2 separate regions of the Homo sapiens genome follow, and region 1 is linked to region 2. The links are chromatin loops, found by intact Hi-C in ENCODE. Cell type or tissue: Caco-2. All regions are shown on one strand. Each heading gives the region's core, and the rest is flanking DNA. Links, peaks and the distances in the headings are about the cores only. Region 1 overlaps RAB3C (RAB3C, member RAS oncogene family). Region 2 overlaps GAPT (GRB2 binding adaptor protein, transmembrane).

Region 1 (8,341 bases), core at 87-8,086, 320 kb after region 2:
GGTCAAGAGACAAAAGTGCTTCTACTGGTACAAAAGTACTCTGTGTGCTCTCTCTCTCTCTCTCTCTCTGTGTGTGTGTGTGTGTGTGTGTGTGTGTGTTTTCTTAGAAGTTACTTTGTTTTGTTTTGTTTTGAGATATGATCATTACTATTTAATATGATCTTCTCAAGAAGCCCGGTAATATTGGACACTTCCTTCTAAAGCAGTGATAGAAGGATACTGGTATACTTCAAGAATGGATGGTAATATATGCATGAGATATATCTTTTAGTTCATGTATTGCTCTTAGGCATCAGTTGTAGCTTGCCTCACTGTGTCACCCAGGCTGGAGTATAGTGGCATGATTTCCACTCACTGCAACCCCCACCTCCGAGGTTCAAGCGATTCTCCTGCCTCAGCCTCCTCAGTAACTGGGACTACAGGCATGCATCACCATGCCCAGCTATTTTTTGTATGTTTAGTAGAGACGGGGTTTCGCCATGTTGGCCAGGCTGGTCTCGAACTCCTGACTTCAAGTGATCCACCCGCCTTGGCATCCCAAAGTGCTGGGATTACAGGCATGAGCCACCGTGCCCAGCCCCTTATTCACTCATTTTAATGGTGCACTTCTGAAATTTGCTCCCACCAAAACGGCACAACCATGGCCTTGTCAGCCTCCAAGGAATGTGGTGTGAACATGGATCATTCTAACCATACGGAGGCACAGTAAGACCAGGACTTAATTTGAGCCTCTGAACTGAGCATAGGGTTTAATGAACCACTTCTCCACTGTGATAAAGTATACTAGCAAAACTGCTATGGTTTGTATGCACAGCCTGCAGCTGAACCCATTACAGGATGCATTATTTGATAGGAGGTCTGAAAGACTGAAGAGCAATTACTCTCTACAACCAAGGGCAAATGGCAACTGTGGAGCTTGGCCTTTTCTCATTTCTTGGTTTCCTGAGGTCAGAGTTCTCTACAATGACAAAACCTCTTTGCTCTGGCTCATTTGAAAAGCAATGTCATTTTAAAGGTTAGATTTTGCGTGTGTGTGTATGTGTGTGTATGTGTGTGTGTGTCTGTGTGTGTAAGATAGAGAGAGGATTTTATAGTGATTTTTATGACAATCAATTAAAAAAATGCTTTGGAAACATTTATTGAGAGGGGTCACAAAGGTAAATGTCGTGTTGAAAGGAAACAGATAGTTCTGGCTCTTCCAAATCTGTTTTACCAGAACCCAAGGCCTAGGAAAGGGACAACAGTCCTCGATGAAGTCCATTACTGGGCCCTGAGAATAATCTTTCCTTACCTTCCTGCATATCATTTTCCTTTCCTCCTCTCTCCCCTCCCCTTTCCCCAAGATACAGAGCTGGCTGGGAGGCCAGCTTAACCATGTCCCACCCCCTTTCTCTCACTTTGCCCCAGGACAGTCAGAGCTAAACTCACAAAGGTGAAGCACTGATACAGGCCCCAGGACCAATCCCCAGACCCACCCTCCCTCCACTGCACCACAGGTTCCCACTGCCATTACCGAGCATGGTGCCCCCTGACCAGCCTTCACTCCTCAGCCCTTCTGAAAGCCCCCCAGCTCTTCACCCCAGAGACCCCAGCCCCATTCAAGTACCCATGGTCCTCTGCTTCAGTCTAGGCATTTTCCTGACATGGAGGCTCAAGCTCACTTATGAATATTTAAAGACTCATGATTTTTTTAATCCTTGAAGGCTACTGACTTTCTGAGCCCAACATCATCAACAAATAGTAAGGGAGTCATAAAGAAAATGCTTTGCTCACCTTTCATCTTTCTTTTGTGGCAAGTAAGAAAAAAGAAAAACAAACCTACTTCTCACAAAACCTGGATGTGACTGTGTGTTCAGGAAAAAAGAAAGAGATGGGGGCTGGTGGAGGCAGGAGGGCAGATGACAAAGGACACAGCCCAAGGTCATAAAAGGGGGTGGAAAGAGTTGTATAAGCCTTCACTCCCACCTCTCCACTTCCCAGAGGTCCAGTCCCTGCTCCTCATTCCTCCCGATGCCATTCCTGGTGCTTGTTGGAAAAGCAGGATCTCAGGCCCCACCCCAGACCTCCTGAATCAGATGATCTAGGGGTGGAGCACAGGAGTAGGTTTTAGCAAACTTTCCAGGTGATTCTAATGCCTGCTAAAGTTGAAAAGCAACACCATATGGTGCAGACACCAGTGTCTTGTGCACTGTTGTTTAATAAACAAACACTTGCTAATTTAAGTATATTTGCAAGGTCTTGGTGTGGCCCAGACTGCAAGCTCCCTGAGAGCAGAGACCATATCTTTCTTCATGCCTGACAATGCATTTGTTGAAGGGAAATAGAATCAGATAGTATTTTGCTTTTGTTTTTGTTTTCCACTTTAACCTTTTCTAATTAAAAGTTTCAAAACAGCAAGGAAAATCACAGTGAGTGTTGTTTAGAGAATGGTTTTGAGATAATATATCAATACCATGTGAATAATTAATAACATCAGTTTACCAGTAATATTAATACCTTCCAGTCATATAGTGGCTCTGTGGTTTTGAAAACTCTTCCATGAACATTTTTCATTTGATCCTCAAGAAATTTTGGCAGGAAAATGTATAGGTTTCTTTCTTTCCTCTCATAGAAGAGGAAGCAGAAGTTCAGAAAAGCTGAGAAAATAGTCTTGGTTTTCCTAATTAGGTACAAAAACTGGAACCCAGGACTTTGAGCTCCTACTCCATTGGAAAGGTTTGTATTCCAGTTCTGTTATATGTTATCGGATTGTTTCTAGTAACTTACCCTTGTAAGTCTTTATTTTGCAGTTTCTTCATCTGCAAAATGGGAAAACAATGGTTCCTATTTTAAAAGGTTGTTGTAAGAATTAAATGAAATGATAAAGGTAAAGCACTCAGCATAGGGCTGGCACAAAGATTTCTTTATTGTTATATGTCTGAATTTACATATTATTCATACAATCATTATATATTTATGATTATTGCACCACACTGACTCCCACTAGAGTGACCAATATTCCATACATGGTTTAGCAAGGCTGGGGTCTTCCTCGTTTCAGAAGGTGTTCCTTGCTAACTTAACAGGACATTTAGGCCTCCAGTCTGCCTTTCATGCCAGGAGTGTTTCTCACTGCTGCTCCCCAATGGATCTTTATGCACGCTGCAGGTTGGGTATCTTCTGTGGTCACAGTGCTTACCACCCTTTCTCATAGACAGGTTGCCTAGTCATTCCAAGCACATGCCTTCCTTAGCCATTGTATTGTTAAGTTGTTATGGTTAATTTATATTTATATTTATATATATATATATATATATATATATATATATATATATATACACACACACACACACATATACATATGGTAGAACCACAGCTTTTATCCAAATATAAAATAAACACATGTCAAAGATATTATTTAATTCTGGACTTAAAGAAGGGACCAGTAAGATGTTGCATAGGCTCAAGGGGATATTCAGTGAATGCACACATACAGGCAATCAGGAATGCAGAAATGAATTTACCAAGTTACAAAATGGGTTAACACCCATGGAGCAAGAATCAGATGCATGCCACCAAACACAATTTATTGGCATTTCTTTCTATTTGCAAGAACTTGTATTATTATTGGTTTTCCACCACCTACAGAGCTATAAAATAGCTCAAAGATGACAAAAGCAGAGATAACCTGGAAAGCTGTGCTGAACAGGGCCCCCAGTCATCTTTTCTGCCCACTTTGAAGTCTTTCGCAATCTTTCCTGACAGTGGGATCTCAAAAGAGTAGTTTAGTGTTGGAGGAAGAGAAGGTATCACTATATCCAGTTCCCTGCCTAGAAAAGAGGCTTCACAGTCCTGGTCTTCAAAAGGCCCGAGCGAGTTTTCTTCTTTGGTTCTCTTCTTCTCTTAATACCCTCTTCCCCTTTTCCTGAAGATTTCATCTCAAAGTTCTACAAAATCCACAAACTCAAAGTCCCACTCCTTCTCCTTGGAAATCCCAACTCTCCCATAGGACTCCCTTGGTCCTGTCTTAATATCTCACAAACCTCGGTGTTCAGGCTTTGGCTGAATGTCTGTGAAGCTTCTTTTCTCAGCCACCAGGAATACAAAGTGGGAAGAGAAGGTTCTGGTACCTAAGTGAGGGCAAGTAAGTACTGGGTTCTAAGTTTAGCTTCCCCTTCAACAAGCCTGATTGCCTTCCCACTAACCTAAGAAGGAAGCATATCTTGCCAAAGATCACTAATTCCCCCAGGACAATATAAATCTTGTCTAATTTGAGAGAAGGATATTTATTTCTAACAACATGACTTTGGCCTTGCCCTGTGAAAGCATAACCCAGTCATTCTTGAGCTGAGGAACGTCTTACCTTTTCCTAGGTCAGACTTTCATTCCTCTCCCTTTGTTGTCCAGAAGGGTGGTCCTTGCTTCATCTAGTTACTGTTGTTTTTCTTCCTTGCATAGAAGAAAAGAAATGTCCAGTTGTTTCTACCACACATGTGGTTTAAAAAATAGAATTTGACATTTTATAAAATTAGGAGATCAGAAGTTGTAAGACAGGCATGATGGAAATAGGTCTAAGTTTAGATTTAGACTAAGGGAGAATTGGATGTGGTGCAAGGTAGTTCCAGGACTAGGTGGATCAAGAACACTGCTTCTTGAGCTCTCGAAATATGTTCTCAGTACTGGCTCTCTGCAACAGACTTACCACAGAGAGGTGGATCAAACAGATCCTTCCAGAACATCCAGTTCTGCTTGCTTCCACATGCAGCTGAATTGACACTCCTAGATCTATGCATATTGAAGCATTTTTGGTTTTTCCAGGAGATATATTATTTTCTACTTTAAAAGATAATCAAGCATATGAATTTCTTACCAAGTTCCACATTCAACACAATGTAGGCACTTTCCCTCCTGTGCAAGCAGACAGCACATTGAAGACAAGCATTCACAGGAGCCTTGGGATATAGACCCACACTGGCCACAAAGTAGTTGAGCTATCTCAGGCACTCACATTTGGAGTTTCAGCTTTGTCATCTCCAAAATGAAGGTGCTGGACTGGGGTTCTTCAAAGCAGCTCTTCCACAATGTCAAAGTGCTAAGTAACTCCTAAGATATCCTCATCCTATCTGTCTGTGCTAGATCAGAAAGGAAAATGTGACTTCTCCAGCCTGGGGATGAATAGCCAGTCACACAGATGTCCTTTGCAGACTGTGATGGGGTGAACACTTGCCTTCCCTTACTGCAGACAGTGTCAGGGTATAAAAGGTTCTGTGGAAGAAGCTGCCAGCAACACACCCTAAAAGGGATGCATTGGGGCACTGGCATCACATAAGATGGTAATTTATTTTGTGCTTATATTCTGAGTCAGGCATTTTTGCCGTATTCAGTTTGTCATTCACTCATTCATTCAATCTCTAATTCTACATTACTGTTTGAGTACCTTCTATGTGCCATATATTTTGCTGAATTCTGGAGACTTAATGATGAACACACAGTTGAGGTCTCTGTCCTCATGGTACCTATAGTCAAGGGGGGATGTGAATAAGTGAAAAAGTTATAGTGAGTGATGTACAAGGCATATGTGGGCCTGCATGAGTGGCAACTAACCCAGAGGAAGATGGAAGAGACTAAGAGGGCCTGACACAGAAGCCATAAATGTGTTTTAGACAGATGGTACATGTGATGGCTACAGGTGATTTCTTGCAAAACTAATGAAGCTTAAGTTTAGTGGTGTACCCATAAACTGGCTCTTTGAAAAAAGGATGAAATTATTTAATAATCAGTGCTTTTGAGCCATACTGCCAGCTCCAGAACACAGCTAAACTTTGGGCCCCTTACTAAGACAAATCCCCTCTTAGTGTCTTAGTAATTCCCCTAGAGCAGGCTCTGAGACAGGAGTTTGCGCATAAGTAGTTTATGTGGGAAGTGAAAGAAATACCCATAGCAAGAGGGTAAGTGGGCTGTGAAAGGCAAGACAGCCAATAAAAGGTCTGTGTTCAAGCCACCTACCATTATGGGTTACCAGAGCTTAATCTTTCTTTAAAATTCTGAGAATCAGTATGGTAACAACCTGAGGAGAAAGGGAGCTGGGGTATCTATACTCCAACTTCTGTCAGTCATTGGCTCAGGTCTGCTCCTGAGTGTGTTATTTTCCTTTCATATTTTACCTTCCCTGACAGGGGGAGTGACCTTCCGTTGCTTTCACGAAAGCTGTAAAGCAAAGAGATGCAGATACTGACAGTTGGAAGTCAGCCAACAAGCACAGAAGTGGTAAGGCCTGGGGGATATAGACAGTATCTGGTACAGATTATCCCATACTTAATTATGTATTTGTAATTTGCGTTTTACTTAAATTGGGCCCTCAAATTTTTATGAATTTTAGACCTCACAAAACCTGAAACCACCTATAGTGACAGGCCTAACTTGCTGAAAATACAGAGTGTATGGGAAAATCAAAGAAATTTAAAAGCCCGTATCAGAATTGGAAGGAAGACGGAGGGTAGCAAGAGATGAAACTAGAAGCTAGAAAGTTGAAGCTAGAAGCTAGAAAGGTAAGCCAAGGCCCTATGAAGGGTGCTATGTTAAACTGGGCTTTTCTAGATTTGGCTGACATTTGTTGGTGTCTGCAGAACTCAGCTGGGTTCCTTGGGGCATCTCATTTCTGGGACAAACTGACAGAGCAACCCCTTTCTGGGATGGGCTCTTCCCAAGATGAAGAATAAGAACCCAAGAGGGCTGATGGAAGCTCACCATGCCTCTGATGTCTGTTAATCACAGCAGCACAGGTCAAATCTCCTTATATTCCATTGGCCAGATCCAAAGTTAGTAGGGCAAGGTACACCTGCAGGGAAGGACATAATGACTAAGTAAGAACTGTAATACAGCCTACTACTGGATTTTCACCAAAATGTTAATAGTGGAGATAGCGAGATTTCTGATCATTTTTCCTTTAGCTTTTCACTATTGTTAGAATTTGTAATAAGAATGTAGCAATTGTACCAAAAAATATGAACCTATTCTTCTAAATAATAAAAGATTATATCAAATATTGAAGAGCATTTTTAAGGATATCTTTTTAAATTTTTCCTTTTTTAATGTGTTATTTATAAATGAATTAATATACATATAAAAGGCCTACCCCCTAAACTTCCTAAAACTACCTATTAGCATTTATAGCATGTGTAACTAATCAGACTTTATTATGTTCCTGTTTCTGGTTTCTTAGTATTACTCTCATTAAATTTTTTTATTTTGTATATGTCTTTGTAAATCACCTGGAAGTACTTTGTGATGTTAGCTAGGAAATAAAGAAATAGATTATTTAGAAACTAGAAAGAAAAGTAGTTGGAGGGAATCATCCTAATAATACGCAGCCCTGATAGCATATACAAATCACCTGGAGATTTCTTTTTAATACCTCTGATGGAGACTCTAGAGGTTCTAATTTAATGTTTCTGAATTGGGCTAATTTTTAAAAGCTCTCTGAAGGTTGAGAAAAATTGAATAAATAAATGATTAAATTAAGTGAAAAAAATAACAAAAGGGCCAATTATATGTGAAGAGCAAAAGCAGGTTGGGAAGTTTCTTTACAAACTTGAAGTAGGCTGTGATACTAAAAAGCCAAAGCTCCCAAATATTAAAAAGAATAAGGGAAATGGATGCAGTAGAGCAATATTAGCTTCCAGAATTAGAAAGGGCCTGCTATTAAGATCTGTTCGAGCTTCGCTGGGTGAGGAAGAGTGAGTCATATTCTCTCTGATACCTCATATTCCCACATACATCCCAAATCAGACCCTAATCGACAATTGTTTTTGTGGGTCACTGAGGTGCATTTTGTGGACTGTTTTTCAGAACATTGTGATTAAGCAAAAGTCTGTCATTCTCCATGAGAAGAGGCTGAACTCATAGGCGATTACTTACACACCCAGAACAGGAGAGAAGGAATACTAGAAATATTGTAGAAATGTGGTTTGTTCACTTGTTTATAGCTCTTCAGACTTAAATTATTTTATTCTGTGCAGAGTTCAGTTGTTTATGTGTGAAACATCATAAAATATCAAAAGCTCTTTTATCTTGATGTCTCATCCCAGCTTTTTTGAGACTCCTCTTTAATATTTGATAAGAACCAAAATAGGGATAAATTATGCTTTCCTCCTCTTTCTTTTTTACGTTTATACATAAATGTTGAGAGAAAGCTTGAGGTATTTGTTTTGTTTTGTTTTGTTTTAGCTAAATGGCAAGTAAATAACAGGCTTTTTAGTAACTATGATCTGGCACTGGTAAGGTCTGAGTTAACTGCCATTTGCAGAGTAACCATGGTGACCAGCATATGGCTTCTGATTCCATTAATCTTGTTGAGATTAAC
Region 2 (8,341 bases), core at 331-8,330:
TAAGAATACAATTCTCTCTCATTTAGGTTATCACGCTATAATAGAGAATGGACTCATTAATATGGGATTACAGAGGAAGGAATGGTTAAGAAAAAGACATGGCCTCTGACTGCTCCAAAAAAGGATAAGCAGGGCTTCACAGAAGAGGTGACAGGTAATAAAGATGATTGCACGTGTCTGTATATGTCCCTTTTTTTCTATTGTGCTCAGAACATTATCTTTCACTCAAAAATTGTTATCCTAATTGTCAAAAACTATGTGGAGATCTAAGTGATAAAACCACTCAGGGTTGGGCAGGGACAGGATTTTTCTAACTCTTTTTCCTTTCATCACAACGGGTAGTATATTTTATATTAAAAGCAGAAGCTCACTATATGCTGGTGTTTAATGCATTGGTGAAAATCAGTAATTTTTCTATGTTAGATAATAAGTATGCAATTAACATATTTTTAATTTATAGCAGGTTTCTGGATGGCAGATCATTCAACCTTCTTTTTCTTGAGTTTTCTACTCTGCTGTCATCTTCCACTCATTTCTGCTTCATTTTGTGATTCGTTAACAGAAAAGGAAGTGGAATGGAATAAAATCCCCCAATACAGTACAATTATACATTAATGGCTGTAATGTGAAGAGCATCACACACGAAGAGAGCCATCTTCCAGAAATAAGTTTATACACTCTCTCCTCTAATTGCATCAGGACTTTACCAGATAATGTTCTTCCAGATCTGAAAAGGAAAATGCCTAAAAGAGCTTCCAAACTCATTTTTGAATAATACTAGGCTACAAAGAATTACACTGTGAATTCATTAAGGGTAACACCAAATCACTAAACAGCACTGTTTGTACAGAAATGTCGAAAAGCTGTGGAAATAATTTAGCGGCCATTTCTGTAGGAATTTCGCTTCTTTTACTCTTAGTGGTTTGTGGAATTGGGTGTGTTTGGCACTGGAAACACCGTGTTGCCACACGATTTACCTTACCGAGGTTTTTACAAAGGAGAAGCAGCAGGAGAAAAGTCTGTACTAAAACATTCTTGGGCCCCCGCATCATTGGCTTAAGGCATGAAATCTCAGTTGAAACCCAAGACCACAAATCTGCTGTCAGGGGAAATAACACACACGACAACTATGAAAATGTGGAAGCAGGTCCTCCCAAAGCTAAAGGAAAAACCGATAAGGAACTATATGAAAACACAGGGCAGTCTAATTTCGAGGAGCATATCTATGGAAATGAGACATCTTCTGACTATTATAACTTCCAGAAGCCTCGTCCTTCTGAAGTTCCTCAAGATGAAGATATATACATTCTTCCAGATTCATATTAGCTTTTCAAAATATTGACTTTTGTTATTGGATGATAAATATTCACTGTAATTTTTCAACAGCAAAGACAAGGAATCAAACTAAATGTTGATCAACTGTAGACTGGATAAAGAAAATGTGGTACACATACACCATAGAATATTATGCAGCCGTAAAAAAAGAACAAAACTAACATGGGAACAGAAAATCAAATACCACATATTCTCACTTAAAAGTGGGAGCTAAATAATAAGAACACATGGAGAGAAGGAGAGGAACAACAGACACTGGGGCCTACTTGAGGGAGGACAGTGGAAGGAGGGAGAGGTTCAGGGAAAAAAAAAATATCAGGTACTATGCTTAGTACACACATGATGAAATAATCTGTACACCAAACCCCCAAGTCACAAGTGTTCCTACATAACAAACCTGAACATGTACCCCTGAACATAAAATTATAATTAAAATATTAAAAATAATTCACTGTGATTTTTATTGTACTGATGCCATTCTTAATCAAGTTCTGATAAGTGGATGGTCTCTGCCTATCTCCACCTTTCTGAATCCTATGTGTATCGCTGTGGATTAATTCTAGATATCTTCTCCACCCTCCTTGCACCAGACTAAATCTGTATTATGTGATATTGATTCTTCCTTCTAAATATTACCCGTTATCTCTTTCCTTTATTTCTACCATTATCTTTATCTGGCTCAGAATTATTGTCATAGGCTCCTAACTGTTCCTCCTGCTTCTAGTTTCTACCCACTCAATCAATTACCGATGGTGTTGCCAGATTTATCTTCAGAAAATATTCCTAACAGCCACATTATTTCTTTCACTTAAAATGTTTTAATGCCCCCTCTTTGCAAAAGACATAATACCCATAATTTGAACTCCAAAATTTATGGTTTTCCACAATTGGTTCCAATTCACTTTTCCAGTGACTTCTCTTACTATCTCTCATTTCTTTGCCTTCAGCAGAATCATCTTAAAACCTGCCAAACTTATCCTTCCTTCACAGCTTTGCTTTTCTGCCTCTTCTCTCAAGCCTGCTTCAGATCATAAGTTCTTCCACACATCTCCTGAATCACTCCAAACCCGCATTTACCTTTTTATTTTCTGATATAAGCTTTGATGCCTCTTCAATTCTTAGGACATTTAAACATATGAATGTTGCCACAGCATTTTATTACCTAGCTTCATATGAAAATGTCTTAAATTCCCACCTAAATGAAAAGAAACTGCCCAAATGCCTAGAACATCACATAAGGCACTAAATGCCTCATGTTTTACTGACGGGAATTGAATTGTACATTTTGCTGAGTAGTTTTGAGAAAAAAATCTAATAAATTCATCTGTTATTCATCCATACAAGGAATATTTGTTGTGTCTTCTATCTACTTGCTATTGTGCTGTGCACCTGAGGGACATGGGTTGGTGGAGGGGTTACAAAATTAAAAAGAGAGACATGGATCCTGAACACATACAGTCTAGTAGGAAAGAAAACATAGTAAACAAATGAATACGATGCTGCTCATGAAGCTATGATAGCTCATCTCTAAATCCACTCTTTTATTTGCTCCTCTGAATTGCTTGACCTGGGCCTCTGCAAACATTTCTTTTGCCAGGTGGATCCATTCTATTCTCTACCAATAGGGGGCACTAAGGAAGACCGAAAGGCAGTAGGAGGCAACAGGGAATTGCTCCTGCCTATTCTTTCTGTTGCCCCCGCAGGAATTTATTGCCATGTGGTTTACTCCAGCATCACTGGTTGTTTGCAGCTTTCTAGTTTCTTCCATCATTCCCAGGACCAGCTTCTCTGCAACCTGTCAGAAGCACCAGCACCAGCCAGGTGGCACCCTCCCTTAGACTCTGACAGCCAGACTCTCCTTCAACCTCCTGAAGTGGTGCAGGAGACAAGTGGTACCCTCAGAGTTCTGCGTCCCAGCCTGGCAGGGCTCCTCCTCTGAGGTCTGGTAACTCTCAGCCAAGATTGTTACAGTTACTATCTCTGTGGTACCTGTGTCCCCTTTTTTGTTTTTCCATCCTGCCAATGCCTGTTTAGCCAATTATCTATATTAAATTCTCTCTGTTAAAACAAATTGATATGGTTTCTGTTTTCTAAGTGTACCCGGGATGATACATATCAAAATGGTAGTAGGTGCTTTATAAAAAATTCTTTCTGTTTTTGAAACCAATGGGGTTGGGTAGGAGAGACTGTTTTAATTTTAATAGGGTGGTCAAAGGAGGCCTCACTGGAGACCATTTAAGCTGAGACTTGAAGGCAGAAGGAAGCTATAATAAATGTGATGGGCAGAGAGTAAGAATGGGACCCACCCGTGAAAAGAATCTGGGGCCTAAGAGAATTTATGGTGCTCTAGGAAGCCATTGTGGCTGGAGTTTCCTGAGGAAGGGTTGGAGTGACACCTGCTGCGTTGGTGAAGGAGGGAATGGGAGACCATGAGCTTCTCATAAGTCTTAGTACGTGGCTTTGACTCTATTATAGGTGCAACGGGAATCAGTAAAGGGTTTTAAGCAGAGACGTGATGATGACACTAGCATTTTTAAAAGATTTACTGGGTTGAGAAGTGACTGGAAAGAGGCCAAAATGGAAGTGGGTAGGATAGCTAAGAAGCTTCTACATTTAAGTTAGACTAGAGTGGCTGCAGTGCAGATAAAGACATTGACAATGCTGCCTGTCCTTCAAGGAGACGGCACAGGACTTACTGATGGACTCAGTGTGTGTGCTTGATAGGGGAGGGGCAAGACTGGAGTGTGGGAAAGAGAAGAGTCTACAGGGATAATTGCAAAGTACTTTACAGAGATGAGGAAGACTTAAAGAAGAAACAGGCTTGGAGGCCACATCAGTTAGGAATGAGTTGGGCTGCTAATGACAGAAAACCACACTCCAGGGGCTTGGACACTGATAGTTCCATTTATTTCACCTAACAAGGAGGCTACAGTTAGGCATTTGATGGCTAACATCAGCTCAATGATACCATATAGAAAGACCCAGGCTCTTTCTCTATTTCCTCTCTGCCACCCTTAGTGTTTCAACTTTTATCTTCATCTCTATTGCCTCATGGCCACCATACAGCTGCTGAATCTTTAAGCCTTCTATTCATGCTTCAGCCATGAAGAAGAAATGAGGGGAAAGAGCAGAACCAGGAGATATCTACTTATCTCATTGCTCAGAATTGTGTCACACAGACACCATCTGGTGTAGGAGTGCATGGACAATTGAATTTTTACCTTTGGTAACCTCATAGAGTGGGCAGAAAAAGAAAAGTGGAGTTGAAAATAGAATGTGACTCAGTCAACCTCTAATTCTTGCGACAAGGGCAAAACTCAGTTTTGAACATATTTATTTTGACATTTCCTGAAATATGTCCTGAGACCCAAGTAGAAATATCCAGTTTGCCGTTGTATGTGCACATTTGGATTTTAGAGGAGAGGTCCTGGCTGGAGATGTAAATTTGACAGTCATGAGCATTTAGGTGGTATTTACAGGAATAAGAATGGATGCCATCTCCTGGGAAGACACCAGGGGGAGCACAGAGTCGGGAATCAAGAAAGGAGGAAAGGGAGGAATCTAGAAGTTTTCCAGAAATTGTAGTATTTTGAGGATAAATTAATGAGGAGACTCTGGTATAGGTGGCTGAGAAAGAGTGGCCAGTTAGGAGATCTCTATATGGCATCATTGAGCTGATATTAGCCATCAAAAGCCTAACTGCAGGTTCCTTGTTAGGTGAAATGAATGGACTATCAGTGTCTAAGCCCATGGAGTGTAGTTTTCTATCATTGACAGCTCAACTCATTCTTAATACAGCCTCCAAACCTGTTCCTTCTGTAAGTCTTCCTCATCTCTGTAAAGCACTTTGCAATTATCCCTGTATACTCTTCTCTTTCCCACACTCCCAGTCTTACCCCTTCCCTACCAAACACACACACTGAGTTCATCAGTAAGTCCTGTGCCATTTTCTTGAAGAATGGGCAGCATTGTCAATGTGTTTATCTGCGCTACAGCCACTCCAGTCTAATGTAAATGTAAAAGCTTAAATGTAAAAGAAGTAAAGTCCTATGATCTCTAAGAATGGTGGTTTGTGTTGTAAAATATGTGATGTATTGACATTTGTCCATTATAATTGATTATCCAAAGTGTCAAAAGATGAAATTTCAATAGATTAAGTTTAAAGATTGAGCTAGTTTTATCAGCAATTCATAAATCTGGCAGCATCCCATTTGAAGGTTTAAACAGGTACTCCATTGGGCTTGGCAGAAGAGTCCATTTTCATAAGGCAACTTAAGCAAGGACGATAAAACAGTATAATATAAAAAAGAGGATTGGTTAACATCAGGTTACTTTAGGTTACTTTTCTTGCAATTACTGAAGCACAGGGGACTTCCTTATCATTCAGGCTAAAACTGGTCTGTTTGGGGATTTGGCTATTATCTCTCTTCTGATGTCTCAGAAAGTCAGATAAACAAGTTTCAGTTTGGTGGGATGGAGCTTTGGCCTGAGTGACTCCATTTACATTTGGTCTGTTGGAATCTAGTGCAAAAGCTCACTAATCTAATCAATGGACTCGCATAAATTTCATTTAACAAGAGATGTAGTGAATATTTGACGTTTGTTTACTCTCTTTGACCAGAAAAGATAGTAAAAGAAGTATTTAGTCAATGGTTCTTTACCTAATTCTTACCTTGACTTCCTTTTAAAATTAATTGTAAGTTCTTTATCAATTGCTGAGGGGAATAAAGAAATACATCATTCAAGTTTCTCTTTTTACTATACATACCCTCCATTCTTCACCCCCTCTCCTATCCTGTCTTCTCTCCCTCCCTCTCTCATTTCTCCTCCTTCATCAATATGCTTCCTCCACCTCTTTCTTCTCTTTTTTCTAACTCTATCTTTCTCTTGCCTTCAAATTCCTATCTCTTATCTGCATTCTTTATTACAGCATTTCTTTGCCTTCTCAAAATCTCAAAAGTAAAGCTTGTGCACAGGAAATAAAGATGATAAAGTCTGTCTGCATCAGTTGAAAGCAGCAGTTTCTCGTTTGGGTTACACTATTTAAAAAAGGAACCACATGTAAACAATTTAAAAGGAAGGATGTTGGGGGTGGGGGAAAAGAGACAGTAGCATCGAATATACTGAGTATGACTTTGTTACAGACACACTTAGGTGTGTTCACATTCCATGACTTACAGCCAGTTCAAGACTGGCCAGCATCCAGCAACAATGAGCACCTGATGTCTTGACCTTGCTTTCAGCCTCCAACATGAAACATTTTACTGCAATTTGCTTTATACTTCACTTCTCACCCTATTATTGATCTCCACAACAATTGGATCCCTGATAAGCCCATTGAAAGCCTTGCTTTACAACCTCTCAGTTACTTCTTTGACCAGGGCCTGTGGGCAGATTGGGATACTGGGCTCCAAGGAGGAGAGCTAAAAGAAATCAAAAAGGGGAGGTGATGCCTGTATCCACATTGTTACAGGCTGGAGGTTTGTGTTCTCTGAAATTCATACGTTGAAGCCTTACTTCCCAACGTGATGGTATTTGGAGGTGGGGCTTTGAGAGGAATTAATAATTAGGTTTAGATGAGGTCATCAGGGTGCAGCCCTCATGATGGAATTAGTGCTCTTATAAGAGAACAGAGTTCTCTCTCTTTCTCTCTCTCTCTCCTTCTCTCTCTCTCTCTCTTCCTCCCTTCCTTCCACCACCCCCTGCCCCCACCTCCCAGCACCATGTGAGGACACAACATGAAAGCAGCCATCTGCAGGCCAGAAAGTGGGTTCTTACCAAGAAACAAATCAGCCAGCACCTTGACCTTGGACTTCTCAGACTCCAGAACTGTAATAAATAAATGTCTATGGTTTTAGGCACCCAATCTATGGTCTTTTGTTATAGCAGCCCAAGCAGACACATGTTAAACTGCTATTCTAAGCCGTAATAACTTTTTCTTTAAATTCAGAGAGTGACAAGTCTAATATTTAATTTTTAGTGCTTACCTTACATGATCACTTTCTGGTATTGTACTCTTGCTCCCTCTTTTTCCCCACTTAACATCCTTTGAAGCTTGCTTTTCTCTTGTACAACCTTCAGTGGAGTGGTTCTTCATGATCTTTCCTTGGTTCCCAGCTCCTTTTCCTATTCCTCTTTCCCTCGGTGATCAAGACATTTGTATTTGAACTCTTCTGCTCCAATATTTTTTTGAAGCATTTAACCATATAGCTCAGCATCTACTACTTATTTTTACCTGATGTCCTTCAGATATCTGAAATCCAACATGGGCCAAACTAATGGATTGGGGTCAAGATTGGAGTGTCACTCAGAAATAGAGATGGAACTGTGATGGAATAGAAGACTCAGAGATAAAGGGAGGATATCCATTGCATAGGTTACTTAATAATAATTTTAAAAATTTAACCATTCAAAATGTTCAAGTGTCATAAACATCAACCTCAAAATATCATGGTATCAGTATACCAAGTATGGTAGTCTCCCTTATTAATGGGGAAAATGTTCCTGCACCTCCAGTGGATGTGTATATACACTATATTTTTTCTATATGTTTGTATCTATGATAAAGTTTAATTTATAAACTAGGCATAGTAAGAAATTAACAACAATAATAAAATGGAACAATTACGCCAATACTCTGTTCAAAACTTCACGGATAGAAATTCATTTTTACCATCAACTTTAGCTAACTCGGGATACAACTTTTTTCTTCCTTAAGTCAAGAACTTTTACCTTTCACTGAAAGGAAGCACTTTACAGCTTCTCTTTGCCATATCTGAATTGCCAGCATCACTCTTCTTGTGCATTAGGTGATTTTAAAGTAAAATAAGGATGAATTGAACACCAACACTGTGAAATGTGACAGTCAATCTGATAACCAAGCCTGTCACTCAGTGACAAAGAGAAAGGAAGCATCTATGGCATGGAGATGCTGGACACAGGAATGATTCACATCCCAGGCAGGACAAAGTGAGATGAGGCAAGATTTCATCACACAACTTAGCAC

Evidence for each region. A loop is a pair of places that touch in the nucleus more often than their neighbours do. Peaks named below come from ENCODE experiments on the same cell type or tissue, not always from the same donor. Only the 100,000 strongest peaks of a DNase experiment are listed, where the experiment ranks them.
Region 1: a loop joins it to region 2, with 5 times the contacts of the local background. A loop is called at or near these places in 19 of 110 quality-filtered maps.

The regions. Positions count from the first base shown.
Region 1 is chr5:58,810,318-58,818,658 of GRCh38, forward strand. All of the region lies in intron 3 of RAB3C (RAB3C, member RAS oncogene family), which reads left to right. Among named protein-coding and RNA genes, the nearest start is that of PDE4D-AS1, 230 kb to the right of the region's middle. In Caco-2, for the core only: a CTCF peak has its summit at 3,125; a DNase peak (open chromatin) is centred at 3,124.
Region 2 is chr5:58,493,685-58,502,025 of GRCh38, forward strand. It overlaps GAPT (GRB2 binding adaptor protein, transmembrane), which reads left to right. Exons shown (of 3, transcript NM_001304431.2): 2 at 27-154; 3 at 563-3,406. The coding sequence starts at 853. The coding sequence ends at 1,326. Among named protein-coding and RNA genes, the nearest start is that of GAPT, 6.4 kb to the left of the region's middle. In Caco-2, for the core only: CTCF peaks have their summits at 2,983 (motif pointing right) and 4,852; a DNase peak (open chromatin) is centred at 4,844.